Linked DNA regions of Homo sapiens: all the other regions are linked to region 1. Evidence: chromatin loops called from intact Hi-C (ENCODE). Cell type or tissue: endothelial cell of umbilical vein. All regions are shown on one strand. Each heading gives the region's core, and the rest is flanking DNA. Links, peaks and the distances in the headings are about the cores only. Region 1 has its middle 15 kb from the start of CALM1. Region 2 overlaps NRDE2 (NRDE-2, necessary for RNA interference, domain containing). Region 3 overlaps TTC7B (tetratricopeptide repeat domain 7B).

Region 1 (10,922 bases), core at 2,923-10,922:
ATTGGAATAAATGAAGACTGCCCCTTCCTGCTCCTCTTTTTACAGGTTTCAGCTATCACGAAGAGAGCACCAGGGCAATGGGAAGCAATCCAGCGGTTTCTGAAGGGCGCACTCCCTGGCTCAACCTCCTTATGCTACTTTTGTGTTGGGGGGTTGGGGGCAGTTTGCTGACTTGACCAGAGGATAAGGAAATCACTCCTCCAGTGCCCTGAAATCATTACAGATTTTTATTTGTTTTTATTTTTATTTTTGGAGACGGAGTCTCGTTCTGTTGCCTAGGCCGGAGTGCAGTGGAGCAATCTTGGCTCACTGCAACCTCCGCCTCCTGCATTCAAGTGATCCTCCTGCTTCAGCCTCCCAAGTAGCTGGGACTACAGGCATGTGCCACCACGCCCAGTTATTTTTTTGTATTTTTAGTAGAGATGGGATTTCGCCATGTTGGCCAGGGTGGTCTTGAACTCCTGACCTCAGATGATCCACTCGCCTTGGCCTCCCAAAGTGCTGGGATTACAGGCATAAGCCACCCCGCACCTGGTCCCATTATAGATTTTGAAACAGGTATTAGCCCAAGAAAGATCTTTACCCAGAGGCAAATGCCTTGAAAAATTCCAGTTTATATTTGGGAAATGTCCCCAGTGGGAATATTTGAAAGCATAAAAGTACACCTCCAAGCCAGTGGTGCTGCCACTTCCTTCTGTGAGGCTTCTAAGAAGTTCCAGCAGAAGGCCAAATCCAACTGGTATCTAAACTCTTTCCCCATTTTGCTATTATGACTTTTCTTAAAGTGAGGCATATCTGCAGCAACATATTTTGCTTACTGGTATCTTATTTTTTTACTATAGAAAAGTATCTAGGAAATATGTGATGAGGCCATTACTGGGGGAAAAAAGCCCAGGAATTTAGTCCAACTATGGTGATATTTGTTGTTTTTTCATTCTTCACCTCAAATATAGAGTACAAAAATATTACCAGGCATAGTGGCTCATGCCTGAAATCCCAGCATTTTGGGTGGCCGAGGCGGGAGGACTGCTTGAGCCCAGGAGTTCCAGACCAACCTGGGAAACATAGTGAGACACTATCTCTACAAAATAATTAAAATCAAAAATTTTAATAATAATTAAAATTAAAAAATTAAAATAATTAGCCGGGCATAGTGGCTAATGCCTATAGTACTAGCTACTCAGGAGGCTGAGGTGGAAGGATAGCTTGAGCCCAGGAGTTTGTGGCTGCAGTAGCTATGATCATGCCACTGCACTCCAGCCCGTGCGACAGTCAGACCCTGTCTCTAAAAAAACAAGCAAAACAAAAATACTATCACTTACAAAAGTTATCATTTCTTACATCTTCTCCTTCCCTAAACCCACTGCAACCACTTTCAGATCATAATTAACTTAGGGGCTGAGTACTACAAACCAGAAAATGAGTTCAACTTCCAGCTCTGGATGAACCTGGACAAGTTATTTATCCTTTGTAAGCCTAAAGTTCCTTATTTGTGAAAAGGAGTAAATAACAAGGTTTTTGTGAGCAATAAATGAGATACTGCAAGTAAAAATATTGGATGGCATACTGTAAGTGCTCAATAAGTATTTGCTATTATTCTTATTACTGCCTTCACTAGTCTCCCTATCTATAGTCCTTTGTAAAATTCACCACGTGGCTGGGCGTGGTGGCTCATGCCTGTAATACCAGCGCTTTGGGAGGTCTAGGCCGGTGGATCAACTTGAGGCCAGGAGTTAGAGACCAGCCTGGTCAATGTGTTGAAATCTTGTCTCTACCAAAAATACGAAAAATTAGCTGGGTGTGGTAATGCACACCTGTAATCCCAGCTACTGGGAAGGCTGAGGCACAAAAATCGCTTGAACCTGGGAGGCAGAGGTTGCAATGAGCTGAGACCGCACCACTCCAGCCTGGGCGACAGAGCGTGACTCTGTCTCAAAAAAAAAAAAAAAAAAAAAAAGAAAAGAAAAAATTCACCTTGCACTTTGCTAACACATTTGGCTTTTTATTTTATTTTATTTTATTTTGAGACAGGGTCTTGCTCTGTCACGCAGGCTGGAATGTAGTGGCATGATCACAGGTCACTGCAGCCTCGACCTACCAGGCTTAAGTGAGCCTCTTGCCTTAGCTTCCTGTGTAGCTGGGTCCACAGGCATGCGCCACCACGCTCAGCTAATTTTTCTTTTCTTTTTCTTTTTTTTGGGAGGGGTATTTTTTGTAGAGAAGGGGTTTTGACATGTTGCCAAGGCTAGTCCCAAACCCATGGGCTCAAGCAATCCACCCACCTCCACCTCCCAAAGTACTGGCATTACAGACAGGCGTGAGCTGTGGCACCTGGCCATATTTGGTATTCTTTTATTTTTTCCCCCTTTTTCAACTCATTGCTTGCTAACACATTTGATATTCTTAAATCACCTTTGAGTTTTGTCAGTTTCTTTTCAAAACTCTTCAGTGGATTCCATGCATACAGGATAGTCTTATCTTCTTGCCTGGAATGTGTAGCCATTCCCTATCTGGCCTTAACAAACTTGATACCAGCTTGGTCGTTCATGATGCTCGTTAATAACAGACTAAACTTCTTCCCCTTCCCCAACACACCCTGCTCTTTCAGCCTCTTTGACTTTTTTCCTGGTGTTGTGTGTGTGGAATGCCTTCTCTATGTACATCCATATGGGGTGCTGAAGATGCCACCTTCCCCCACAAGGCTCTGATCCCTCTAGCAGAGCAAACTCTCTCTGGACTCCTGAAATACTTGTTATTTTCTCCTATCTTGAAAAAGTGTTATTTAGGTTCACATTATCTCCCAACCTAAAATATAAGTCCTTTAAAAACCAAGGTTCACGTTTGTTACATTTTTACATACTCATGGCCCAGGGTCACACTCACAATTGGTACAAATACCCATTATGAAAGTAGAACGTGGTAACAGAAGACAGTGAAATAAAGTGCTGAGGGAGCCCAGTGGAGGAAGAGTTTATTTCAGTTGCCTTCACATTTGAAGTAAACCTTTAAGGATATTAGAACTGTGTTGGGCAGAAAAGATGGAAATCGGCAATCTAGGCCAAGGGAGCGACATGAATAAAGGTGGAGAGAGAAATGCACAACTGAAGAACAATTTGTATGACTAAAATTTCGGTGGCAGGTTGTTAGGACTGAAAAGGCAGATTATGGAGGGCCCTGAAGGAGCTCCTAAATGCATTTGGACTCAATTTTGAGGCCATGGGAAGCTACTGAGGCTTTTGAGCAGGGAAATGACATAGTAAGATGTATGTTTTAGGAAAATGACTATCAGCTGGGCATACAATGGAACTAGGGATGAGACCATTAGTTTGCATGTATGTGTCCTTCCAAAATTCATATGTTAGAACTTAAACCCCAAGGTGATGGTATTAGGAACTAGGGCTTTTGGGGAAGTGATTAAGTCATAAAGGCTCCACCTTCGTGAGTGGGACTAATGGCCCTATAAGAGAGGCATCAGAGAGCTGCTTGGCCCTTCCAGCTCTTCACTCACGTGAGAACACAGCATTTATCCCCTTTCACCCGTCTGCCTTCTGCCACGTGAGGATGCTGCAGCAAGGTGCCATCCTGGAAGCAGAGACCAAGCCCTCACCAGACACCAAATATACCAGTGCCTTGATCTTCAACTTCCCAGCCTCCACAGCTGTGAGAAATAAATTTCTGTTGTTTATAAATTACCCAGCCTGTGGTATTTTGTTACAGTATCAGGAATGGACTAAGGCAAAGACCAATAGTTAGAGACTTTCACAATAGTCAGGAAGACAGTGACGGTATCTTGAACTACAGTGGTGGCAGTGAGAATGCAAAGAGGCAAGATGTGAAAGGAGACAGAGTGGAAAGAGAACTTCAATGGGGGGTGATGGAGAGGAAGCAGGTGTTCTCAACCTGGAGTCTACGGAGAGAACTTAGGAGGGGTCCATAAACTTGGACAGAAAAATAGAACATCTTTATTTTCATTAACCTCTAAGTTAAATGTAGCATGCCTTCAATTACGAATACAGGCAACACACCAACGGCACCGGACTTCATCAAATTGGCAAAGGGATCCATGGCATAAAAAATAATTTCTTCACTCTAAGGGCCTAAAAGTCTGGTAATGTCTTTACCAGAAACAAAGACTACAATTAAATAGGAAAACTTTAAAACATTAAAAATAAAAAAAAATTAAAAAAAAAAACCCAACAATGTGTGGGGACTGAGGGAAGGAAGAGTAGTAAAAATGGAAAAAGTTCTCAGTTTGACTTTGGATGTGTCGAGTTTCAGGTGGCAGCCCACCCTTATTTCATAAGAGGACATCTGATTTCTTATGTCCAGTCGCCTTCAGCTGCAGGGAACCTGAATCATCTCTATACAGTAGGAATCTGCATTTCTCATTCTGTTCCTCCTCCCATCTCTCAGCATTGAAAAGAGTCCAGGGGTGACCAACTGTCCTGGTTTGCCTGGGACAGAGGGGTTTTCCAGGACACATTCAATGCTAAAACCAGGAAAATCCAAGCAAACTACGATGAGCTCATCATCCTAAGCGCCCCTCAAATCTGGCACTGTATGCTAATAAGGCTATAATAATACTATCTACATTACAAAACTATGCTATTTAAGGTTTCTTTTAGATCTGAGTTTTGTCCATCTGTTCTTCCCATGAGATGGAAAATCCTGAAGGAAAATCTTCCTCTCATAAGGTCAGACTCAACAAATCCATTAGTAACTGCATATCATTATGTCAACAGTTCTACAATTTATACAGTTCTGGCACATTCACATATCATGCAATCCTCACAAGAACTCCATGAGGTAGCTTGGATTCTCTTCATATCACAGAAACCGAGTCTCTGCAAGATTTATTACTCCGCTTTACCTCACCCAGCAAGCAAAGTGGCCGGCTCCTAGCACTGCAGCTGTCAAAGAACACTGAGACACTGTGTGCTCTGTACAGAGACAAGAGTGGCTGTTGCTACACGGAGATTATGCAAAGCTGCAAGTTTCTTTCTATTGCCATGCCCAGGAACTCAGTGCTTTGACATTACACTGATTTACAATAATATGAAGTGTTAATTTTAAGCACAAGGTACCCTAAGGTAAGGTGTCGGCTGACCTAAGGGAAAAGGCAAAAAAGCCAATACATAAATGTCCAAAACCAGTAAGATTAAGCAAGAACAGCAATAATCTGCAAATCAAAATGTATGGCAAATGGTACAAAAACTATGCTCCCAGATGCAGCATCTAATCAGAAAATCTACACACGGTAGTGAGTATACCTGTATTAATCAATACAGAAAATCAACATGCCCGAGTGTGCCTGCATTGATCGATCCAGGAATCTTGGCCGGGGATGGAATGGTGAAAGCCAGGATAGATAAACCACGGTAGTAACGTACTACTAATGCTCCATACACTTAAGGGGCCTGGCCCTGCCAGGTTTATTGACCCTGCAATTCACCAGCTACCTCCTCCTGTCGCCATGGCAACACCCACACCCAAGCAGCTCCAGAATTCACCTTTGGATATCCAGAATTCACCTTTGGATATCCACAATCCACCGAATTTGCACCTACGCAGTTCAAATAAACCAACAAAAGATATCCCCACCCGCTAAACTGAGACAACCACGACCTTTTCCATTTCCCCGATCTCTAATTCATCCACGGAACATGTCTTTAATTTTTCACCCATATCCACTGAAGGGAGGGTGAGTCCTAAACAACGACCACTTTTGATACAGTAAGAGGTTTTTTCCTTTCCTCCCCCTCCCCCACTCTTTTTTTGCGGGGTTGGACATCAGAGACGAATGAAAACCGGATGCGCACACAAACAACATTTGCCTAAAAAAGACAAGTTAGTTGGTATGATCAAAATAATTTTCAGCCAACGTCTCGTGGCACGTCTGTCAGGCAAGCTGAGTTTTGCCTCTGCAGGCGACCGCCTCTGGAGCTGAGAAATAGTTTCCAGCGCGGCTGTTTGATTTACAGCTCTCAAAAGCAAAAACGCATTCTGTGCCGACGGGACCGCGCACAGCGTGAGCAACAACCATGACGTATTCGGGAGAGTTTTCCAGAACGGCTCTCCGGCTCCAGCAAGATGCCCAGGCAGCAAATCTCATTTCTGCTGGGAGAAATGGAATCAAATCGCACCCCACTGCCCGAGCCCACAGAACGCAAATCAAGCGGTTTCATTACAACGGTAGTTAAACCCTTCCTCAGACCCTGAGCTCTGCCCCGAGCCCCGGGGCCTCGCTTTCTACCCCCACCACATCCCTAGGACCTGGGAAAAACAAAACGACCCGCCGTAGAGGAAAAGGAAACCCCAAACAAAACTCGGGCGCAGAGCCTATTTCTACTGGCCAAAGAGCGCCGCCAAGACCCCTTCCGTCCGGGGCTGTCCGCGCTGCCACTAGTAAAGATGGCGGCCATAGGCGGAGCCGCTCACTCCGAAGGCCGCAGGCTACCCTGCCGGCCACGACCATTCACGCGGAGCCCTCCACGCCCTTCGCGGCTTGACGCATTGCAGGTGCAGCGCGACCAATCAGACGGCGCGGCTCTTTTCGGCCAACCACTGCAGGGTCGCGCCGGCCTATCAGAGCGTCCTTGTCAAACTGAACGAGGAAAGAAGCCTCAGCAGCGCCAACTAAGCAACCGGCTACAGACCGCGTTCCGGTGCGTGTGTGACGACACCGCCGTGTGCTCCTCCGCTGGGAGATATAGTGCCCTCGCCCTTGCCTCGCCCCGCCCGCGAGCGCTCCAAAGGCTTGGGCGTGCGGCTTGCTCTTCCTCTCCGCTTGACGGGCGGTGGTTCCCCCGAGACAGAAACTTGACTGAAAAATAATACCAAATACCCGTGCTGCGGCCCGTGGCCCTCCATAGGGCCACCTGAACTAGCCTCGCCTGTCCCCTTGCTCTTTGCCGTTCGTCCTTCGCGTTTTGTGAAAACAGTTGGCGCCGCAGAAATGAGATAAACGCCCCTGAGCTCGAAACCCGCACTCGAACTGCCACCGAGCCGACCCTTCCTGTTTTGGAACTCAGGGCCCGGCCACCCGAGAAGCACCCTCATGGGCACTTTGTTTCTACAAGGGCCCGTTTCCATTTCCTTCCTAAGGTTTCCTTATCCCCTGCGGCAGGAGGGGCCCGCTGGGCTCGGGTTTTCAGCTGCGTTGGAGCTGCAGAGGCTGCGGAGTGAACGCGGCCAGGAGCCCGCCTGGGAGCGCGCAGCGCTCTAGGAGCCGAGAGCCGCTGCTTGGCCCTCGCTGGCCGGGTAAACCGAGGGGAAGCTCCTGGCCTCCTTTCCCTTAAGCCCCTTATTGCTTCTGTGGGGAAGGCCCTCCTAGGTAGAGGCGAAGGACCGGGGAGATAACCTCTCCCATGGGCCACATCCGCTGCCATGGTCTGTGTCGTGCCAGAAGGTACCTCTCAGCCCTCAGTGCCGTGAAAAATCTGACACTCAAGAAGGTCGATTGACACGCCTAACGTCGCACAGCAATTTAGTAGCACAGCACAGAATAGAAGCTACCCAGGCTGGCTGTCTCCCAAGCCTGTGTTTCTCTACCACACACAGTAACACTGCGTCTTCCAGAGCTGAAGCTGTAGTCGTGAGATGGCTCAAGCATTTGGGGGAACTGGAAGGCAGACCTGGGAATGAAGAGAATTGTTTTCTTTGAGCAGAATTTTCAGTCAGTGGCCTACAGAAAAAGTAGAGAAGAAACATTACTTGGTTATTGTCACTGTTCCAAGAGGCTAGCTAAGAAAATTAAATCGTGTGGATTTCTTAAAACTGCTGTTTCGTGTAACCTCCAAACATCTATCTGTGACTTTGGCACAAGGTGGCTTGGATGTCTGATCTTTGTGATTGAACTATATTCACATCCTGTTTCTAAGATTGTGTTACTAATGGTTTTTCCTGAGGTTTTACAACCAGTAGTGGTGTCTGCGCTGTAGTCAAGTGAAGGTTCTTTGATCTAAGGCTATACTTGTCAGTTGCTGTTTATTGCTTCTTAAACTTTTACTCAAAGTCTTCTTCAAAAAGGAGAAAAGCTGTGGTTTTCTTTCTGTAGGCGGTTAGTAGTCATTCCCAAAGATGTTTGCCAAGTGAGCAAATATATTGGAACTTCCAAATGAGCATTTCACTGTAAAAATACCTGCCCCAAAAACAATACGACATGTTTCTTTTGCAATTTATATGGTATAGGAAACATGTTCTGTGACTTCTTTGTAGCAAGCCAGATCCTGATGTGAAAAAAGAGATCTAACTGTGCCAATAACAAATTGAGAATTCTTGAGTAAGTTCCTTTCCTGTGTTCTTGGGACCTCAGTTTTCTTTTTGTTTGTTTGTTTGAGACGGAGATTCGCTCTGTCGCCAGGCTGGAGTGCAGTGGCGCGATCTCGGCTCACTCCACCTCCACCTCCCAGGTTCAAGCGATTCTCCTGCCTCAGCCTCCCAAGTACCTGGGATTACAGGCATGTTTCACCATGTTGGTCAGGCTGGTCTTGAACTCCCAACCTCAGGTGATCCGCCCGCCTCAGCCTCCCAAAGTGCTGGAATTACAGGCGTGAGCCACCGCGCCTGACTGGGACCTCAGTTTTCTAGTATGTAGAATTTGAGGATTGGATTAGAGAATTTCCAGATTCCCTTCCAGCTCTAGTATATGATTCCACTGTGGAGAAATTGGACCATAACTTCATTATGTCATTATACTTAGGCTTATCTGTTTCTGTGTATAATGCTTGACATTGTACAAGTTGCTTATATGTTTATTTTTATATTCAGTCTTCCCAATATTTATTATACTTCCAGAGGAAAGGGTCCCAGTTTTACAGAGAAGTTAGGCTTACCAGGAAGCCTGAACTACATTTATCTAAATGTGAATTGGTGTGCCACAAAATATTCCTTGAGGCTTATTACTTCAATCCTAGTACATGTAAAACTTGCTTTTTAGTCGTCAGCAAATGAGCTCACTAAATTGTGAACTCCTTAAGGACAAGGCCTATTCGATTCATCATGATATTGTCTGTGCCTAGTGAATTTCCCTTACATTTCTAGATAAAGATTTACTGAAGGAATGAATGAACAGTAATTAGGACAATAGTAGAAGAATCTGGATTTGAAAGGGTCTTTGAGTCCCAAGAAAATCAATCAAAGGCCGGATGCAGTGGCTTACACCAGTAATCCCAGCACTTTGGGAGGCTAAGGTGGGCAGATCACTTGAGCCCAGGGGTTCGAGACCAGCTTGAGCAATATAGGGAGACCCTGTCTCTACAAAAAATAACAAAAATTAGCCGGGCGTGGTGGTGCGCACTTATGGTCCCAGCTAATTGGGAGCCTAAGGTGGCAGGATCACCAAAGGCCAGGAGTTTGAGGCTGCAGTGAGCTATGATCGCACCACTGCACTCCAGCCTGGGTGACAGAGTAGGACCCTGTCTCAAAAAAGAAATCAACCAATATTTATGGAGTATCTACAATGTAGAAGGTTCGGTTTCTTTTTTCAACACAATTTTTTTTTCCTCTGGTTGAGTTGTCTCCATTTTTTATTTTTAAATTAAAGAAATATCATTATGGAACACTAATGATCTTAAATATCAGGGCTTATCTCCAAGCTCTCCTTTGTATGTATTCTGTTACATTCTTTGAAGAATACAAGGATTTAGAAGAAAATGACTTTTAAAAAACCTATCTGACTCACTCAAACAAAATTGCTCACTTTCCTGATCTATTGTTGCTTTTCTGGTCTTTGGAAAGAGATGATGTCTTCTACCCGGCCTTGGATTTTTTTCTTTTTTGTCCTTCCTTTTTTTTTGGTGGGGGCAATTTTTGGAAGTAAATGTCACAATCGATCAGTCAATCTGAGTAGGCATGGTCTAGTCTGTCCTAAGTATTTTATATGAGTACCATTTGACAAAGTCAGAATTCTATAATGATTCTTAACATTTTTTTTTTTTTTTTTGAGATAGTCTCATTCTGTCACTCAGGCTGGAGTGCAGTGGCGTGATCTTGGCTCACTGCAATCTCTGCCTTCCGGGTTCAAGTGATTCTCGTGCCTCAGCCTCTGGAGTAGCTGGGACTACAGGCGTGTGCCACCACACCTAGCTAATTTTTGTATTTTTTGTAGAGATGGAGTTTCACCACGTTGGTCAGGCTGGTCTCGAACTCCTAGCCTCAAGTGATCCACCCGTCTTGGCCTCCCAAAGGGCTGTGATTACAGGCGTGAGCTGCCATGCCAGGCAGATTTTTAACACTTCTAAAAAGTTGTAACTCTTGAGACAAGTCCACTGTGACCTCAGATGTATATACATCCACATCTCTAAGAGTCTCCTGGTTACTAGGGAATTCCGCACAAGTTCCTCACAAAATTCACAAGCAAGAATATTTAGAATCATGAAATTCTAAATCTGGGAAGAACCAGAGAAAGTCCATCTGGTCTAACTTTTACATTTTCCAGATAAGAAAACTAAGTCCCGAGAAGGGACTAGTTAGGGAAAGAGCAGGCTTTTAGACTGCTCTTTCCTTTGACCTTTGAAAACATTTTAATCAAAGAACAATCATAATAAGGGGAGTAGAGGAATGTTATCATTCACAGGGCTTCCAAGTGACTGTGGAAAATCTTGGGAGGCTTTGCTTTGGACTTTGTTATCCATTTAGGGACTGGCTGTTCTGAATTGTTCTCTGTGCTAGGCCTTATCTAAACCGCTTGCCTTAAATCTTTGACCTTCATTTAAATTGCTGACACTTTCCCCTTGTGAAACTGTATCATAATTTCTTCTGTCTTCTTTAGGCTAGCAGCATTTCCCTTTCTTATTCCCAGAAGAGCTCAGAGAAGCTTATTTTTTTAGATGAGTGATGCATAAAAAGGAATGTGGCTGCACAATTCTAATTATTTCATAAAGTTCTGAGGTATTTTTAGGGTGTTGCAAAGTGCTAATAAA
Region 2 (10,922 bases), core at 1,197-9,196, 82 kb before region 1:
CCCTCTCGCTTCTTAGTGGTAATAGAGATGCTCCCTGGCCCGGAGCTCTGAACTGTCGTGCAAGACAATACCTAATCCAAAGTTTTCATGGTGCAAATGAATAAACAAAGAAAGGTCACACCTGTGAGAAGAGGCTCACTGAGCCTAGGCAAGGAGTCAATCTCCTGAGTCCTTGTCCATCACTCTTTCCCTATAGAACTTTCAACGAAATCATCATCTGCCTGGCAGATCTCTCTCTATGCTGGAACTGCCTTTCGGGGAGTGAAGCAGTTCCTGAATGTCTTAGAGTTGTGCTGTCCAATACGTCACCATTAATATGTGGCTATCAAGCACTTGAAAAGTAGCTAGTCTGGGCTGGGTGCGGTGGCTCACATCGGAAATCCCAGCACTTTGGGAGGTAGAGGTGGGCGGATTACTTGAGGTCAGAGGTTCCAGACCAGCCTGGACCAATACAGTGAAACCTTGTCTCTACTAAAAATACAAAATTAGGAGGGCGTGGTGGTGCATACCTGTAATCCCAGCTACTTGGGAGGCTGAGGCACAAGAATCCCTTGAACCTGGGAGGCGGAGGTTGCAGTGAGCCAAGATCGAGCCACTACACTCCAGCCTGGGCAACAGACCAAGACTCTGTCTCAAAAAAAAAAAAAAGAAAAAAAAGAAAAGTAGCTAGTCTGAACTGAGATTTGCTAAAAGTGTAAAATACACACCAGATTTCAAAGAGTACTAAAAAAAGAATGCAAAATACCTAGTTAATAATTTTTTTTCTTTTTAAAGCATGCAATTGGCATCTGAATCTCTGGTTAATAATTTTAAAATACTAATTACATACTGAAATGTTTTGATATACTAGATTAAGTAAAATACACTATCAAAATTAACATCATCTGTTCCTTTTTACTTTTTTAATGTGGCCACTAGAAAATTTGAAATTACACAAGAGGCTCACATTATATTTCTATTGGGCAGCTCTGTATTAGAGTATAAATCTGGAAAGTATTTGGGGGTCATTTAGAGTGACAGTTATGTAAATGCTAGGTAATAATTACTTTATAATAGTCCTAAAAAGGTATTTTTCAAAGTATCTGTTGGTCTGTACACTGACAGGATAACAAAAAGACTGTCTGAAATACACACTAAAAAAGAATGGGGTCGGGCGTGGTGGCTCACACCTGTAATCCCAGCACTTTGGGAGGCTGAGGCAGGCAGATCGCTGGAGGTCAGGTGTTTGAGACCAGAGAGACCAGCCTGGCCAACATGGCGACCCTATCTCTACCAAAAATACAAAAATTAGCTGGGCATGGTGGCAGAAGCCTGTAATCCCAGCTACTCAGGAGCCTGACGCATGAGAATTGCTTGAACCCAGGAGGCAGAGGTTGCAGTGAGCTGAGATCCTGCCACTGCACTCCAGCCTGGGTGACAGAGCGAGATTCTGTCTCAAAAAAAAAAAAAAAAAAAGAATGAGGATTGGGGCAGTTATTAACAAGATTCCTTCTTCAGTTGCAGCCTATAAAAGGAAAAAGGGAAATTACAGAAACTTTCAAATCCTCAAAGCATTATGTACTGAAGGAATAAGTCCACTGCTTTAAAACTTCTAAGGGGAACCCATGACATCTACTTAACATTTTTGACATTTTGATGTTTGTGCAATATTCTGAAGCTACTGATAAATAGCTTAAGCAGATAAATAATCATGAGGATGTAAAAACAAATTCCAGAAGAAACAGAAGTACACGTCTTCAATGAGAGGTGACTTACCTGGGTTGATGACCACCCAGCCACCTCGTTCCTGCTGGTGCATCCACGCCTTCCAGCCTCGGGCTCCCTTCTCCCCAGCCCGGGGCTCTCCACTGTCCCAAAAGGGTTCAAAGAATTCCACCTGTTCAGATTTTAGAATGGACGTTAGACCTCACTTGTATAAAACTGCTGAGTCAGTGGGCAAAATCCGCGCTGGTGGATATAAGAGAAGCTTATGATCCTTGAAATCATGTTTGCCATCAGTCTTTGAAGTAGATACATGCTACACACCCCAAGATAGAAAAAAGATCTATCTAGCGTGGCAGGCAGCTTCCAAGATAGCCCCCATGACCCTACCTCTGCCTTGTGGTTTTCACACTCGCATGTGAGCTGGACCTAGTGATTCCAACACACAAAATATGGCAAAAGTGATGGGGGGTCACTCCCGGGATTAGGTTACAAAAAGACCAGCTGAGGTTCAGCAAGAAGGGTCTCCAGATGGGTAGGAAGGGAGTAGTTTCCTAGTTCTTATCCTGCCAGGCCAGTCTAACCAGGGACAGTGGCACTGCCAGTTCACCTAGTATCACTGGACCCCCGAGCTAATTCCTAAAGTCATGCCGCTTTCAAGATATTTTGAGAGGAAGGTTCCAACAAGACAGACCATGAGCTACGTGACACAACCATATCTTAAGTAACTATATATTCCTAACACCTGGCACAATACTTACTGCCTAGCAGGGACTCAATAAACGCTTGTTGGCACAGATCTGAACAAGGCAGGCGACCAGGGAGTAAAAAGGTCTGCATTTTTTATTTTTATTTTTGAGACAGAGTCTCGCTCTTGTTGCCCAGGCTGGAGTGCAGTGGTGTGATCTTGGCTCACTGCAACCTCCACCTCCCCGGGCTCAAGCAATTCTCCTACCTCAGCCTCCCGAGTAGCTGGGATTACAGGCATGAGCCACCACACCCAGCTAATTTTGTGTTTTTTTAGTAGAAACAGGGTTTCTCCACGTTGGTCAGGCTGGTCTCCAACTCCTGACCTCAGGTGCTCTGCCCACCTTAGCCTCCCAAAGTGCTGGGATTACAAGCCTAAACCACCGCGCCCAGCCTAAAGGTCTGCATTTTAAAGCCTGGCCCCATTAGCACCTCCCTCATTCATTCGAGCATTAGGTGTGTGGTAAGCAGCTCACTGGCAATAAATCTTTCCCTATGGAACAGAATGTGAACACAGCAATGAACAGAAACGTGATCATGTTATCAACTGGAAACAGGACTGTGAAAGTGAGCCAATAACCTACTCAGTGAAAGCTTTTGTAAGAAACCTTTTGAAGAGGACAAGCAGGCTTCCAGTGGGCACAGCATGGGCCATGAGCCACAGGATTATCTAGCCTGAGCCCTGGGCAATGCCACACACGCCTGGAGGAGTATTGCCTCCAGGAGAGTCACGTCAGGGCAGGGCAAACGTCCTGACACGTCAGTCATCCTCAGAAAGGGGAACCAGGACGACTACGCTCCCTCTTTAGAGGTCTGGCTCTTGTAAGAGTGAAGAAAGAAAGTTTACTTAAGAAAAAAAATTTTTTTTAAATAGTGTGATAAATGAGTATAATCTATTTGTTTATTCCACAGAAACGCAGACCAGTAATATCAGACCTGCCTGTGTTAAATCACGCTACTGTGTTCACGGTAACAACGTCTCTCAGTTATAAAAGCAATATGGAATATTAGTAAATAAGAAACTTTATTCCAAAGTTGTCATGTAAATGCTTTGGAATCACATGTGCTATTCGTGTTTAAAACCTCAAGCACGAGGATCGGGGTCTCCCAACACTTTAGAGCAGTGGTCTTCGATGGGTCACATTTGTAGGCAGAACCCTCCACCCATCACTCTGTTCTTATCACAGAGGGTCTTAGGAAAGGGGCAGGGGGAGGGGGTGAGAGAAATTCTGATCCTGACCCACAAGGTTCCTTAGAGTCAGCTGAGAATCACTTCTGTAGTACAGCCTATTCTTAAAATCTCACAGCATGTCTTAAAATTACTCTGTTATATGGTTTATTAATGATTGATTATAGCAATTTAACTGGTATAATTCTTTAATCCAATTTTTTCTAGAGGTAGCATCATGATAAAAATGGTCTTTACTGGCAATTCATGAAACTCCCACATGACGGAGGCCTTGGCCTCTCAAGAAACACTTTTGAATGTTCACCATAAACTCATATATTCTATTTATCTTCCACTAGACATCTTTACAGAGTAGAAAACTGAGTTTTATTTAGTGGAAAAAGGGAAAAGATACATTTTCTTATATACATAGCTCTATAAAAATTCTTTATTTCTTCACTTATCTTCATTTATCTCAAACATTGGCAATGCTCGCTTGTCATCTAAAGGATTAACCCTTCCCCAATAAGGATCACTGTTGACAAGGTATCTCTGTGTAATTTCATTTGCAACTCTAGCGAAGATTGTGGGTACTTAGAAGGTTAACTGAGGAAGTGATGCAAGACCCAAACTAGAATGTGTAAGGGTGGAAGAGAGTAATACAAGGTTTAAAATGGCATGACAACTGTTTCCCTGACTAGGGGAGCCAATCAGCATTTAAACAAAGGCAGAAAGGGGATGGGGGGGAGGAGGGGAGGGGAGGAGGAAGGGGAGGGGAAGGGGGCAGGGAAAGGAAAAGGAAAGGAGGAACACAGGCAGGCAGGCAGGCAGGCAGGGTGGGAGGGTGAGTCCTCAGAGAGCCTTTATGTTGTGAAGGAGGGGGAAGCTTCTTTACCTATCCACATCTCACCATTTTCATTACAAAACTTTCCTCAGATCACTGGACTATTTCTGAGAATTCCTCCTCAGCAGACTGATATAAAGGAGGATATGATATTTTAAAAACACTACCACACCACCTCTCATTATCCACACCACCTCTCATTATCCACACCTTCCCCCTCTCCCTCCAGAGAAAGAGCCAGGAAGAGAGAGATGAGGCGAGCAGAGCTGGGTACCTGTCCTTTGGTAGGCAGATCTTTCACGCTGTCGGGTTTGAAGAAGGTGAAGTCCACCATGGCCTGGAACAATGAGATGGCCTTCTCAGAGTGGCCAGCCTGCCGCAGAAAGTGGCACTGCTGAAGAAAGAGTGCTGCGAACAGGAGGGCAAAGGGGAAGAAGCCTGGTTGATACCGTTAAAGGGAAAGAACCTAACTTCTCAAAACAGGCAATTAACACATTGAGAACACCTTTCACCTGCAATCACTATTAATTTACAAAGCTGTGATACATGTCTTGATTTAAAGCGTCTCACACAGTATTATAATCCAAGTATGTTTGTTCTAATTTTTGTATGAAAGCATCACAGAACACAAATATTAACAACAAAAACTATATATAGTACATAAAAATAAGTCAAGAGGTTGGTCTGAATGCTATCAAATAATCACAGCTCATTATCACAAGAAAAATTATAGAAAAAGGATGGCGTAGCAGATTTTTATCAGAAAGCAAAGAGCTGTATTCAGTTGATCACTAGATGGCATTACTCACCAGCAACTTTCATCCTATGTTCAGAGTCGGCTGTAAACAAATCAAGGTTCCATGTCTGAACATTCCAGTTCATCTTACTTTTGGTACAATTCCAGCTACTAAATAACACTAAGCTATTTGTGTAGATCACATACAGTGACAAATTCAAGACTCTGTGTCAGTGTGATAAATGCTTATATTTTGAGAGCAATGTATTTCTATCTTTAGATGCCAACAGTAATTAATACTCAATAACAGGGGTTGTGATCAAATAAATGCCTGCTCTGTGCCGGACACTGAGCTAGACTCGCCATGGATTATCTCGTTTACTGTGCAACACAGTCCTGTAAAGCAGGTTTATAGTATTGTTGCTGATGGAGAAACTGGGGCTCAAAGAGGACCTGCCCAAGGACACAAGAGAGCCAGTGAAGGGCAAACCCTTCAGGATTCAAGGTCAAAAGTGATACTCTCTGGCTCTGCATAACATGCAGCCTCCAACATCTCATTACTGTCAAAATTAATGTTCCAGGTTCCTTCAGGACACACCAAAAATGTTAACAGCATAATAATACCCAAAACTTCTATTTATGCAGTGGTTCCCAGTCAGGGCATCTCACGGACATTACTGCCTGGGACCCTACAATTGGGTGAGACAGGTACATGCATCTCGACAGATAAGGCCACCGACTGCCAAAGCAGTTAAGAGACTTGCCTATGTTTACTTGGCTAATCAGCAGAACCTTGTCCAGTGATATCTTAACTCTACTGGCCCTATTGCCCCCACCTGCCCTGGGAGCTGGGGGCAAATTTGTTATCAAAAAGAGTCGTAATACTTTTTTAAAAAAATCAGTTCTATCAAACAATTTAGACTTTTTCTAGAATAAATCAAAAATAGATCTTCATTTTCAAGTAAAGCCAAAAGAAAGTCTAACTCCTCCCACGTAACTGGATCTGGTTATCTCCTTACCAAACATGGCCTCTTCCGTGCCAGGCAACGCAGGGTGAGATAAGATGCTGCCGTCCTTAACAGCAGACAAAGTGCTCAAGCATTTTCCATAAAGACTGTGAATTTTTGATATCGAAAAGGTACTAAACTGGCTCTGGCAAAATAAAAGGTATTTCTGCCAAAGGGCTGTATTATTGGGATGCAAAAATATCAGTTTCTGCCACTCTTTGACCAGAGTGGAGGGCTCCCAGAACTCTGTGCAGAGCTTCAGCTTGGCCAGTTTCAGATCCACACTGCTCTGGTTGCTCTCAATGGCCCGCTCCAGAATGGCCAGCTTCTTCTCCAGAATGAGCTTCAGGGACCTCTTTCGCTTTTCCTGCTCTCCTTCCTCGATGGCATACAGGCCAGGACTTTTCATGACCTCGTCCTCAACAACAAAAACACCAATTTACAAATGCAAATGGACCTGGGAGATCCTGAGTTTCAACAATGCTTACTGATTTTCTTACCACCCCCTAGGGACTTTCTTAAACCACCAGTTTGCCACTATTTCTTTTAAAGAAAACCTGGATCCTAAAGTGCTTGTGTCACCTGATATGTTTGATCTTGTATTTATCACTTAATTATCCACTCTCTGCCATTTTAAGCTTTGATTTCTGCATCAATGACTAGCATACAATGCCTTGAAAGTCTTTTCTGAAGAGCAGACCTTACCAATAAAAGGGCCAAATGTGGCACAAAATATGGTAATTGTATGAGTGGTTCAAAATTAGGGATTCAGACAAACCTACAAGTTTTCGAAAGAGAATGCATGGCTCTAACTGGGTAATACACTGAACAGCCCTCTCTCTTTCACAATTCCGTGAGCTCTGCCTGTTCTGTTTGTACTTCAGGAATGCCTCTCCCTACCTGGTGAACATCTCTTCTTTCAAGATTGTGTTGAACTTCACCTTCTCCTTGGTAGCTCTTTCTCCTCCCTCAACACAAGCCATTCCCTCACTCCACTCCCAAGTTATACATTACAGCATTTACTACCCCAGGGTGCACTTATTCTTCGCATGTCCATTTTCCTCATTGGACTTTGAGCGAGCTCAGGGCAAAGGCTCTATTCTAATAATCTTTGTATGCCCAGTGTCAAATTTCCTCATTTGCTCAAAAATTGCTGCACAGTCCATCAGTTTGCCCAAAATCAGGAATGTCCTTCTAAGGTAAGAGAATTGGGATGGCAACACATACCTGAAAAGCAACAAATGCCATCCACAGCTGCGTATCCCGAGGATTCTCCCGCACCCTCCTGTTAAACTCCTCCACCTTGGCCTTGAGAGCCGCACTCTCGCTGTCTGGCTGTGCGTCTGGCTGCTTTGATTCCTGCTCTGGAGGACCCTGTCCTTGTAGCCAATGTGTGGTTGACTGATCATAAATCCCCAGAGGATTCAACCAGGTTGTAACAGGAGCCGCATCTTCCAAGTCCTTCACTGGTATAAAGGAGATGGGCTCAGATGAGGGAGGTTCAGTTTTACTGCTAATGGCAACTCCATCGATGTTCATTAATCCCACACTCTTCTTAGTAAAATAGCGTTCAACCTGCTTGCGTGAATGCTTCTTCTCTGTGGAAGTCCCTTCCCAAGATATGCACTGCTTCTTAGGGTTAATGCCAAGGCAGGAGTCTCCTTTCCTCTTGTATCTGATATTAGAAAAAGAAAAAAAGTTACTGAGGGAATACGTGTACTACCTCTGAATGACTAAAGGCGCATTAGACCTAAACTCTCGTTATGCAGGTTCACTGCATATAACCAAATTCACCTCACCTTCAGATTGTTTCTATTTGGAGATACACAAGGACTAGTAATTAACTTTCTTTCTGCCTGGCTTGACTTCTTCCTATAACACTTCAACTCTTCTTTAACATCTCATGAATTTAAGATCATGCCTGTCTTCTAGATCTTAGTAATTTCTATTTTCCTGGAGCCTTGTAAAGAACTGTCACACACATTATGTCATTTGATCATCACAGCCATATGTGACAGGCAAGGCAAAAATTATCATCCCTTCTCTTAACTGTTCCTAAATAAGGACACTGAGGCCTGGGAACCTGGATCATCTGTTTCCTAGACCAGTCCTGTTTTCTCAATATTTTCCTGTGTCCCTACTTAAGAAGATAACATATAGGCCTAAGATTCTTTTTTTAATCCTGAAACAAAGTATGTCAAATGAAATTACATTTGGTTATTTTCTACTCTAGAGGAAAAGAGGTTGGGTTCTAAAACGCTTTTATGGAACATGTAGGCGTCCCCAGAGTTAACAAACACATGACTACTGAATATTTGCACAGGCAAAAGCTAAGGAAAATTGTACATTTTTCTGTATGTATGTTAGCAAACAATTCAATTTTAAAAACGGGCAAAAGATCTGAACTGAAATTCCACAAAAGAAGACATGAATAGCCAATAAGCACATAAAAAAAAAAACAACTCAACATCCTTAGTCAACAAGGACATGCAAATTAAAACCACAATGAGGTACCCCACACACCAACTAGAACAGTGTTAATATTTAAAAGGCTGACAACACCAAATGTTGGTGAGTAACCTGTGGAGTAACCAGGACTCTCATCCGCTGTCAGCGGGAATGTAAACTGGTATAATCACTTTGGGAAAAGATCTGGCTGTTTCTTAAAAAATTCAACACAGACCTAACCTATGACCCAGCAATTCTATTCCTACATATTTACCCAAGAAAAAGGAAAGCACATGTCTACACAAAGACATGAGCACAAATGCTCTCGGCAGCTTTATTCCTAACAGCCAAACACTGAAAGAGTCCACGTGTCCATCAATAGAAGATGGATAAGTAAACAGAGGTACAGCCATACAATGGAATACTACCAGCAGTAAAAAGGAGCTACTGGTAAGTGCCTTATGGACGGATGATCTCAAAAACATTACACTGAGTGAAAGAAGCCAGAAGCCAGATACAAAAGAGTACACACTGTATAATTCCACTTACATGCATTTTAGAACAGGTAAAAACGAATTGAGGGTGGAAACAAGTAAGAACGGTGATTGCCTCTGGGAGAATGGGGTACAGACTTACCAGAAAAGAGCACGAGGAAACTTCTGGCGGTCAGAGTAATATTTCACATTTTAACAGAGGTTCGGGTGAGAATGAAGCTTTGTGCATTACATTGCATGTAAATTTTCAATTAAAGGAATAAAACTAAATAAATATTGACCTCTAGTTAATAATACACATGCTGAAGTATTTAGGGGGTTGTTTATTGATCTGCAGTTTACTTTGAAATGCATCAAAAAAATAGGATGGGCTGATGGATGGACACATATGACAAAACAAGTACAATACAAACTTAATGGATACAAAGTTAATGGTAGATGTAGGGGGCAGTTATACGAGCATTCACTGTAAAAATCTTTCAACTTTTGCTGTATATTAAAATTTTTTCCTAATAAAACCGGAAATGCCGTGGGGAGAAAAAGGCAGGGGAGAACTGCCTTCATCTTCTGTCAGCTCCCAGGAAGCTCCGCTCCACTTCACCTTGGTTCAGGGCCGGGCTCTCTCCCTCACCTCTGTGGCTTCTCTGCGGTCAACAGGTCCCCTCTCTAAGTGCCTCTGCCCTCCTCACTGACCAAACACAGCAAATTCCACTGTAGGGGACTATTTTCTCACACAGACATAAATATTCTCTCTCAAACCTTTTATCTAGCCTCCCTCCCAATTCTTTCAGACTATCTCATGACAGTCTCTTGCCATTCCATTTATGAGTCAAAAACAACCTTAACAAAGGTGTGATGAGATAAAATAGCACTAATGTAGGCCGGGTGTGGTGGCTTATGCCTGTAATCCCAGCACTTTGGGAGGCTGAGGCGGGTGGATCACCAGAGGTCGGGAGTTTGAGATCGGTCTGGCTAACATGGTGAAACCCCGTCTCTACTAACTATACAAAATTAGCTGGGCGTGGTGGCACACGACTGTAATCCCAGCTACTTGGGAGGCTGAGGCAGGAGAATCACTTGAACCCAGGAGGCAGAGGTTGCAGTGAGCCGGGCTCAAGCCACTGCTCTCCAGCCTGGGCAACAGAGTGAGACTTGGTCTCAAAAAAAAAAAAAATAGCACTAATGTAGTTCTAAACAAGGCTGCCATTCCCTAAGGAACAAACTTTAAGTTAAAAAGCTAGTTTTGTTCTCCTTTATCCTCTTTTAATAGTATTGATTCCTCATTAGTCTCACAAAAAATATACAGTATTTTAGATATTCATAAAATCTCTTGAAAAATGTTTACTGTTTCCTGACTTTAAACTAACAGCTGCATTTTTATAACAAATTAGATGAAAATGATAAGGGAAGGGGAAAAATGTTACTGGCCTATATTACTATCTACTTTCAGACACTATATGTGTTTCAGTATGTATATATATGTGTGTGCACATACATCCTTTTTCAAAATAGTTGATATCACATAGTTTCAGGCCTGCCTTCCTACTTTAAAGCATCTCCTCATACCATTAATCTTAGAAAATATAATTTGTATTGACTTCAAACTGTTCCATTGTATGGATGTGCCATAATTTATTTAACCATTTCCCAATCATTAGACATTTAGGTTATATCCAATTTATCACTTAGCATGAGATCTTAATAATTATACAGGACCTAGGCTATAATTTAACACAATGTTTCCCTAAATGAAGGCACTTTTGCTATAAAATCCTTA
Region 3 (8,000 bases), core at 1-8,000, 230 kb after region 1:
AGAAGACAACATAAAAGTACATGCAAATTTTCACTCATCACAACACTGAATATTTCTGGCGCAGGTCTGTCCAGGTAGCATTTTTCACATAAATACTACTAAGTACAAATTATCTGAATATTGCAATGCCCCTCCACTTAGGAGTTTTTCAGAAGATTTATCTCAAAATACAGTGAAACGATGACATATTATTCACCACCTTGGGGATTCCAAGACACACGATGAGGTATCGGCATTGCAAAGGAAGGATTTGCCTGGGTTTCTGGTGGTCCAAATCTGAGGTTTGTTTCAGACATTCTCATCTTCCAGGCCTCTCATCTCACCATGTTTTGGTGCTGTCACTAATGAGGAGGTCACTTTGGGCAAGACAGCTTTCCCTGTGCCTCACTGACTTCCCTGATCAGATGAAGATAAGGATTGTTGTCCTACACAGAACTGTGTGAGGATGACATAAGGTCACATAGATGGAGCACTCTGAAGACTTACAACTTCTAGGTACATGCCAGGTGTGTATAAAACCACATACCTACAACACACATCTGAGGTTAATATGGCCAGCCAATTCCTATAGCCAACTTATCCCTAGGCTTCTGGTGCAATTGTAGGAGGTATGGGGAAGCTGAGTTAAAATGTTAGAAACCCCAAACAAACCATCATCTGAATTTTGAACCTCACCCCCTGACAATGGCACAGGATCCACGTTCCCTCCACCAGCTGGGAAACAGCGTTCAGTTACATCCTTAGTGTGTCTGCCTTACTTCCTTTGGAAAACAGTGTGTACGCAACAATCAACTATTCAACATAGAGATGCTTTTGTTTCCACATTCAATGTTTTCTCTCTAAAAATATTAGGGCTGGGCACAATGGTTCATGCCTGTCATCTCAGCACTTTGGGAGGCTGAGGCAGGAGGATAGCTTGAGCTCAGGAGTTCAAGATCAGCCTGGGCAACATAGCAAGACTTCATCTTTATTAAAATAAAAAAATTAGCCAGGCTTGGCGGCATGCACCTGTGACCCCAGCTATCTGAGAGGCTGAGGCAAGAGGATGGCTTGAGCCTGGGAGACAGACTGTAGTGAGCTATGATCATGCCATGGCACTCCAGCCTGGGCGACAGAGCAAGACTGTCTCAAAAAAAAAAAATTAAAAATAATTAGGTATTTGTGACCGATTGAGAATTTTACTGGATGCTTGAAGCAATTTTTAGTTCTTCATTTACATGGTATAGAGTCTTTACCAATCAAGATTTACATTTGACTCCTAGAATACAGGACAAGGGGCAAGGAGAGGCCTTGAGCAACCCTGAGTCTCCCTAACTTGCTCACTCTGGACAGTCTCTCAGGCAAGCTGGAAAGTCACCTTCCTCTCTCCCTCTGGGACACATCTGCTCAGGCACTTCTGTGAACCACCCATTTCCTCCTCATAGCCCAGTCACCTCACCTCTTCTCTGCCGGGCCCTTAGGCTGCCAGGAGCACTTCCCAAGGAGGGAGGCAGGAAGGGAGAGAAAACCATTCCTGGTGAGTGTTGTAGTAGAGCGAAAGGAAACTGGAAGGACCCCAGATCCATGGTATGTAAGCGGGAGATGCCCACATGCGTAGATGCGCACATGCAGGGACTTCTATTCCCTATTATCACTGAATTGTCATGAGAGTTAAAGTTATACCGGCTATTAGAAGCCTCTCTTGGAAATCCTCTATCTTCCACAGAGGTTAAACACGAGAGGCTTGGTGGTGGTGGGGCGGGCTTGGAGTCAGAACCCTGGAGCTCTTGTCTCAGCTGAGCCTCTTCCCAGCTCCTGGAATAGTGCCTGGCACACAGTAAATATTGCACCTAAAAGAAGGGCCTCGGCTAGGAAACCAGAACAGGGGCAGATGAGAGAGGAACTTCTGTTTTTCTCCAGGTCTCTTAGGCCTGGATGATAAGAGTCAAGGTAAGCTCCCAATATCCCGGAGCCTCAGTTGTCTCATCAGTAAAATGGGTATGAGATCACACGACCTTGGCCCATTTTATGGAGCTGCTTCAAAGATAGAATGAGGACATGCTTTATAAAAAGAAAAGCTCCACCCAAATGCTGGTGACTGTAAGGATGAAATGGGATCTCTGACTCCTAACTGAGGTTAGAGCAAAGAAATGTGAATGTGAGTATGTGTGTGTTTAAATGCTGTTTGTTGGCAAGTAACTGAAACAGGACTTTGAATCACCTGGAGATGTCACCTCATGGGTACATGATGGAGATGGGTCTAGTAGCAGTGACAAGAGGGGGAAAGAATTGGTTAACAATAAAAAATGAAAAGAAACTGGTTGTCAGCTCAAGAGAGGCAGCATGCCAGTGTGGAGAGAGCATTGATGTTAGGCCTGGGGCTGAATCACTGTTCTGCTACATATTCAATTGGAAAAACTTGGGCAAGTTATTTAGCCACTTTTAGCTTCAATTTTATTTTCTGTAAAATGGAAGTAACGGTAGCTATCTTGCAAGGCTAATGTAGGGATTGAAGATAACACATCAGTGGCCTAGTACAGTGCTGGCATGGAGAAGTTTCAATAAACGTGGTTATTACCATCCCTGGCTGAAATGCTGTGAGATTCAGTTCAGGGAGCCTGCTGGGACCTTCTGGTGAGATTCTGGTCAGAATTCACACTGTCTTGAGTGGCTGGGTCAATATGCACAAGGACTGAGGGAGCCTTACACTTCACCCAGTGACAGAAGACAAAGCATGAGACAGATTTCTATCCTAAATGCAAGCAAAACTGCAGACCGAGAGAAATAGAATCCAGGCTTCTGAAATGACAAACACCTCGCCAAATGTAAGAGAATGCCACCCACCATTTTGCTCACAGCAAGAGACGCATCTCCAACTGCAGGTGGAACACTATTTGCAAGTTTTCCAATGCTCAGTTTAGTGACTAGCTCAGTGTAATTTTTTTCCCCCTTTAAGCAAAAATCGAGAAGAGGGAACGGGTTGCTGAGAATATGAAGCTAGGGTCTATTCTCAATTTGGCCACTCACTCCCTGCTACTGCCCACGTCTTCCTCATCTTACTGCCCTGGAGGCCTGTGCAGAGCCTGGGGTGGATCTGGAAGGGGGTGGGAAGACTGGGAAACTGGCAGATAGAGCAGGGGGCCCATTACAACCCAGCATGCTCAGAAGCAAGGAAGCCGGGAAGTCAGCACAGACCAGCTCCGGGGAGAAGCCAAATGCTGTCTGCCAAAATGCTTTCTGCTCAGTTTTCATTTTATTTTAAAGAAGCCATGATTCTTAGGCGCTTGTTCATGTAGTTCCACCTTCCTCTAAAACACTGTATGCCCTGATCCCAGCCTCTAGGCTGCTGGAGCCACTGCGGCCCCACTCGGGAGTGTTGCAAGGTGTGCTGTCCCCTGAAAGACACAGCCCTTCCTTCAGGCTTTATGCTGTTGCCAGGGTCACCTCTTACCGAGCAGGCTGGCGGGGATGACTACATTTACATAATGATAAGGGCTACAGGAGAAACATTTATTTCTATCCCAGAGAAAATCAAGTTAAAAAACCAGACAGGATGCTCCTTAATAAGGGCTGCTCAATTCACCACTCCTCCCTCCAGGCTTTGCGGGGAGCCGGAGGGGGAATTCTGAGTGACCACTGGGGCCTCTACCGCCCACCCCATCCGCCAGTCCCCACCAGACACTGCCTGGAGCCAGGGTCCTCCCCACTCTGGCCCTGAAGGAACCTTCAGGAAATGGAGGAAGTATGGACACAGCCCAGGCATTTGGTTAAGTATTTTTAAAAAGCTTTCCAATTCTGCTATTTTTTTCTCCTCACATTCAATATTCTTGGTTGCTAAGTGGGAGGGAATGTGGGGAGGTGGGAGAGGTGTGGGGAACTGAGGGGAAATTGGCAACACGAAGCTGATGGGTTTATTTTTTCATTTCTAAAGGGGGTACAGGCAAAGGAAAGCGCTCCGGCGCCGAGGCAACCTGCCTGGGCAGCATCTCCTGCTAGCTGGTTCGGAGGCAGACTCCCCCAAATCCTGAAGATTTCATAGGCCAGGAGTGGGGGCTTTCAGGGGAGATAAATATGGACAGTTTCTATTTTTGCTTCCAGACTTAGAAATGTAGAATTTTAAAAAAATTAAAATGATCTTTATTTTGAGAACATATCCACAAAAGGGAAGAGGCCAGTCTCATGATTACCTTTCACCAAGCGAAGGGCGGGTGCGCCCAGCAGCACAGCGCCGCGCCGCTGTTCCTGTGCTTGGGAAGGGGACTTCCAGCTGGGGGGGAGGTGGGGGCTGGGGCTGCCTGGCGGTGGGCAGGGCAGGGGCTGGACAGCTCATGGCTTTCCAGGCAGAGCTCTCTTCCTTCCAGGTGCACTGCCCGCAGGGCCTGGGGTCACGGGTCTGTCTATCAGTTTCCAGGGGGTCCATCCCCTTAACAGGGCCCTGACTTTGAACATTTTTTTTTAACTGCAGAAACATTTGTAAAACAATCTCACAGGGAACCCCATCTCTGTTCTGCTGCCTCCGTAGCCCTCCCTCCCTGCTGGTCTCTGCAGACCACGGCCACCAGCCCACTGCCCGCCTCACCCTTCGTACTCATTTATATTTTAGGTGACATATTTTTAGGCCCCTGACTCTTAAAAGCATGATATCAGCTGACCAGACACCTTACTAGGAAAGTAAAAAATACTCTGAGTATTGGAGCAGTTGTGTGAATTCACTTGAATCATTACATCCCTTCTCATTAAATGACTTCCTTCACTTAGTAATCTAAACATATGCAAGGGAAAACTGTGCAAGACTTGGAAATGGGCAAATAGGTGGGTGTCTGTCCGTGGAATGCTGGGGGTTGACCAGCAGACCTTCCCCGGGTTATCTGACTCTAAAGGGCAGGCACCGTTGACTCACTTCCCATTGACGGAGCTACTTTACAGCTCTGTAGGGGTAGAAATTAACCCGCGGAAAACTGATAATAAAGCAAGTGAATTTTGTTTGGGGGAGAGACAACTGATGTCACCCTGCAGTAAAGAACCCCAAACGATATCTTTCATCATCTTATAGGATGTTGTTTTTGTATCTACTTGCAAATCATTTCAGCATTCCTGCCTATGAGTATCTGTTCTTCAAACTCTTCTGTGAATAGGTCTTAACATTTTCCTGGTTCCTGCATTAGTTAATAAGGTAAATAAAATCTTTGACATGTGTTTGATAGTCGTATGCATCATGATTTTAACTTTTTCACAGTGATATTTTATGCCAATAGCCACTTCTCTTCTTAGTAGCATGCGGCCTGATGTCTGTGCAGGTCTTTTAAATATTGCTGCAGGAACCCCATCTGGACCACATAAATGACTGGTCTATACATAAATTACCAGAAAGATAAGACTGGTCAAAGGAGTTAGGTAAACGGGTGTTAGAGAGAAACTGGATAGAGATCCATTGTGAACTGAGTCCAGTGGGTCACTATGGCAGTGAAAGCAAAAGAAACCCAGGATCTGGAGGCTTCATCAGCCACTGGGAAAACAGCCCCTTAAACATGGAGTGTGAAGCTCCACTGCTATCATCTGCCACTTGTGGGGGCCTGGAGGTGCACAGGGGTGACAGAGTTAATGCCTGCTAAATGCCAATCAGAGAAGGCACTGATAGGCAGGGACCCATGCAAAAGCCACGCAAAGCAGGCCCTGCTGGCCTCTTACCTGGGGTTGGTGAGGTTGTAGCAGGATTTCCATATCTGCAGCATGTGCTTACAAGTCAGCAGTGCCTCGTCCGGGCCTCGGCAGAGTGACTGCAACTTCACTTTGGAAAACAGTAGTCTGCAGTGGGGAGACAAAGGGAGAAAACACCACGGCTCAAGCCACAGAGTCCCCATCCCAGCAAGACAAGTGGTGGGCTTAGACCCAGAAGCAGCTGTACTCATTTCAGAAAGGGAACATCCACATGTGTGGTCCAAGGAAAGCGGGATTCCAGAACTCCTGGCTCAAGGTGTTGCTTTGCACAAGTCTCACCACTAACGCAAATGCAAGCACGATGTGACTATTTGTGGTCAGGCTGAAAGCATTAGAGTGGCCAATTTTATTCAGAACACAGGGAATTTATTAAAAGCATGCTTTTTAGAACCAAACCAATTTATTTGTGAAACCTCAAAAACTCATTAAAAGCGAACCTTGGTTTATTTACAGAATTACACAGGAGATTTGACTCAGTTGATATAAATATCTACAGATAACCCTCCACAATGATGCTCACCGTCGTGTGAGCTTCGAAAGCCTGAACGGAAGTCCCATGAAGAAGGGCAGCCTCCGGCATAGGCCCTCAGCTCCTGTGTCTTCCCATTCCTGCTACTGAGGGCCTAGGGCTCGTTCCGCAATCACCTAGGTCTCTCTTCTGTATTTTTGTTACCATCAACTACTCCACCCTCCATCCAGACCTTCTGGGCACTAAGCTCAGAATGTTCTCTCTTTCGTGGCCCCACAGGGTAATGCCATTTCCAGATTCTACTTATGTTTCTCTGCCGACATCAGCCTAGGTACCTGTAGACATCAGCTCTCCTGGCCCCTGGACTTGTCACCACTATCCTAGTAAAAGTCCCAGTATGAGCCCAGCTTCCTTCCTGGTGTTCTTCCTGTCCCCTGACTTACCCGCTCTCACACATCTTATTATAAAGATCTCCAAAAATCATTCTTTTCCCCAAGACGGAGTCTTGCTCTGTCACCCAGGCTAGAGTGCAGTGGCACGGTCTTGGCTCACTGCAACCTCTACCTCCTAGGTTCAAGTGATTCTCCTGCCTCAGCCTCCTGAGTAGCTGGGATTACAGGCATCCGCCACCACGTCCGGCTAATTTTTGTATTTTTAGTAGAGGTGGGGTTTCACCATGTTGGCTAGACTGGTCTTGAGCTCCTGACCTCGTGATCCTCCCAAAGTGCTGGGATTATAGGCATGAGCCACCGCTCCCAGCCCCCAAAAATCATTTTTGTTCTCACCTCGAGAAACTACAATGATCCCTTACTTATACTGTCTGTAATAATAAGTCAAAATTCTGTATCTCATCGTTTAAGGCACTCCACCAACTAGCCACTCTTCTTTCACTGTCTCATCCGATTGGACCCTTTACTTCTGCCAATGTAATTCATAGGCCAAATGCTACTTTTCTGGCACAACTCTATGGCTACACATGCCACGTCCCCAACTTCAACTTCTACTCATGCACATCTTTCTTTAATTCTTCCCAAACCCAGCCAAAACCCCACTTAAATAAGTAAGTCTTCAAGTTTTAACCCCTTATCTTCTCTACTCAGTATGTGCCATATTAGCTGGCATTTGTTGTTAATAATAAAAAGAAGAAAAAGAGAGGGAGGAGCTCCTGCTGACCGAAGGCATCCCACGTGCCAGGCCTTGTGTTTGGCACTTCACACGCTGTCAATGTCCTTGGAAGAAGCTGTCAAGGCAGGTGGTGTCTAACACTCTTCAACAGATATGGAAACTGAAGCTCTGGTGCCCTTTGGTTGTTTTCTGGATGTGATTTTCTTCCTGAGGACAAGAGCCCTGACATCTCTCTCTGCCTCTCTGTAGCCTCACCTCCAGTTCCAAGAATTGTGCTCTGAGTTTGATGGGCCTTAAATCAGCATTTACTCACTGACTACTTTTTCTATAAAGCAAGGCATTTTAGAGATTTCAGCTGGACATCCAGGAGAATTCCTTCACCCTGCATGATGTGATGTCCTCATTCAAAGGTACCTTAGAGGAGGAAAGTCTCTTTTTCATGTGTGAGAGGTGGAATGAAAGTGGTCCTAACCCATCACTGCCCAAGCTCAGGATGGGTTCACACCAAGCGCCCCCAGCGACCCCTCCAAATGGAACATAGGAAGTCCAGGGCGGTGCGGTGCTCCCAGTGGGGCCACGGCTGCAGCCTCCCCATGCCTGGGCTTGCAGAAGCCTGGAATGATGGGACGAGGGCCAGGTAAAGGGAGGAATGTAGTCTCTGATCTACAAGCAGATGAGCATAAAGAGCGAGGCTAGATGTGAGAATAGG

Evidence for each region. A loop is a pair of places that touch in the nucleus more often than their neighbours do. Peaks named below come from ENCODE experiments on the same cell type or tissue, not always from the same donor. Only the 100,000 strongest peaks of a DNase experiment are listed, where the experiment ranks them.
Region 2: it touches region 1 in a loop (2.6-fold over the local background); 47 of 110 quality-filtered maps call a loop at or near these places.
Region 3: it touches region 1 in a loop (2.8-fold over the local background); 13 of 110 quality-filtered maps call a loop at or near these places.

What each region holds. Positions count from the first base shown.
Region 1 is chr14:90,376,770-90,387,691 of GRCh38, forward strand. No RefSeq gene overlaps it. Among named protein-coding and RNA genes, the nearest start is that of CALM1, 15 kb to the right of the region's middle. RefSeq lists enhancers at 5,505-6,032, 6,033-6,559, 6,178-6,477, 6,560-7,086, 6,598-6,667 and 2 more. In endothelial cell of umbilical vein, for the core only: no CTCF peak of the experiment used is centred there; DNase peaks (open chromatin) are centred at 6,032, 6,562, 7,492 and 7,652; H3K4me3 peaks cover 1,960 bases; H3K27ac peaks cover 2,453 bases; H3K27me3 peaks cover 193 bases.
Region 2 is chr14:90,296,505-90,307,426 of GRCh38, forward strand. NRDE2 (NRDE-2, necessary for RNA interference, domain containing) reads right to left here. Exons shown (of 14, transcript NM_017970.4): 5 at 7,431-7,878; 6 at 6,216-6,621; 7 at 4,735-4,868; 8 at 1,756-1,876. Among named protein-coding and RNA genes, the nearest start is that of NRDE2, 30 kb to the right of the region's middle. RefSeq lists a silencer at 6,301-6,595. In endothelial cell of umbilical vein, for the core only: a CTCF peak has its summit at 5,272 (motif pointing right); a DNase peak (open chromatin) is centred at 5,277.
Region 3 is chr14:90,612,262-90,620,261 of GRCh38, forward strand. It overlaps TTC7B (tetratricopeptide repeat domain 7B), which reads right to left. Exons shown (of 20, transcript NM_001010854.2): 16 at 5,668-5,784. Among named protein-coding and RNA genes, the nearest start is that of TTC7B-AS1, 26 kb to the right of the region's middle. RefSeq lists an enhancer at 2,776-3,297 and a silencer at 4,644-4,938. In endothelial cell of umbilical vein, for the core only: no CTCF peak of the experiment used is centred there; DNase peaks (open chromatin) are centred at 740, 3,630, 4,220 and 4,810; H3K4me3 peaks cover 378 bases; H3K27ac peaks cover 4,502 bases.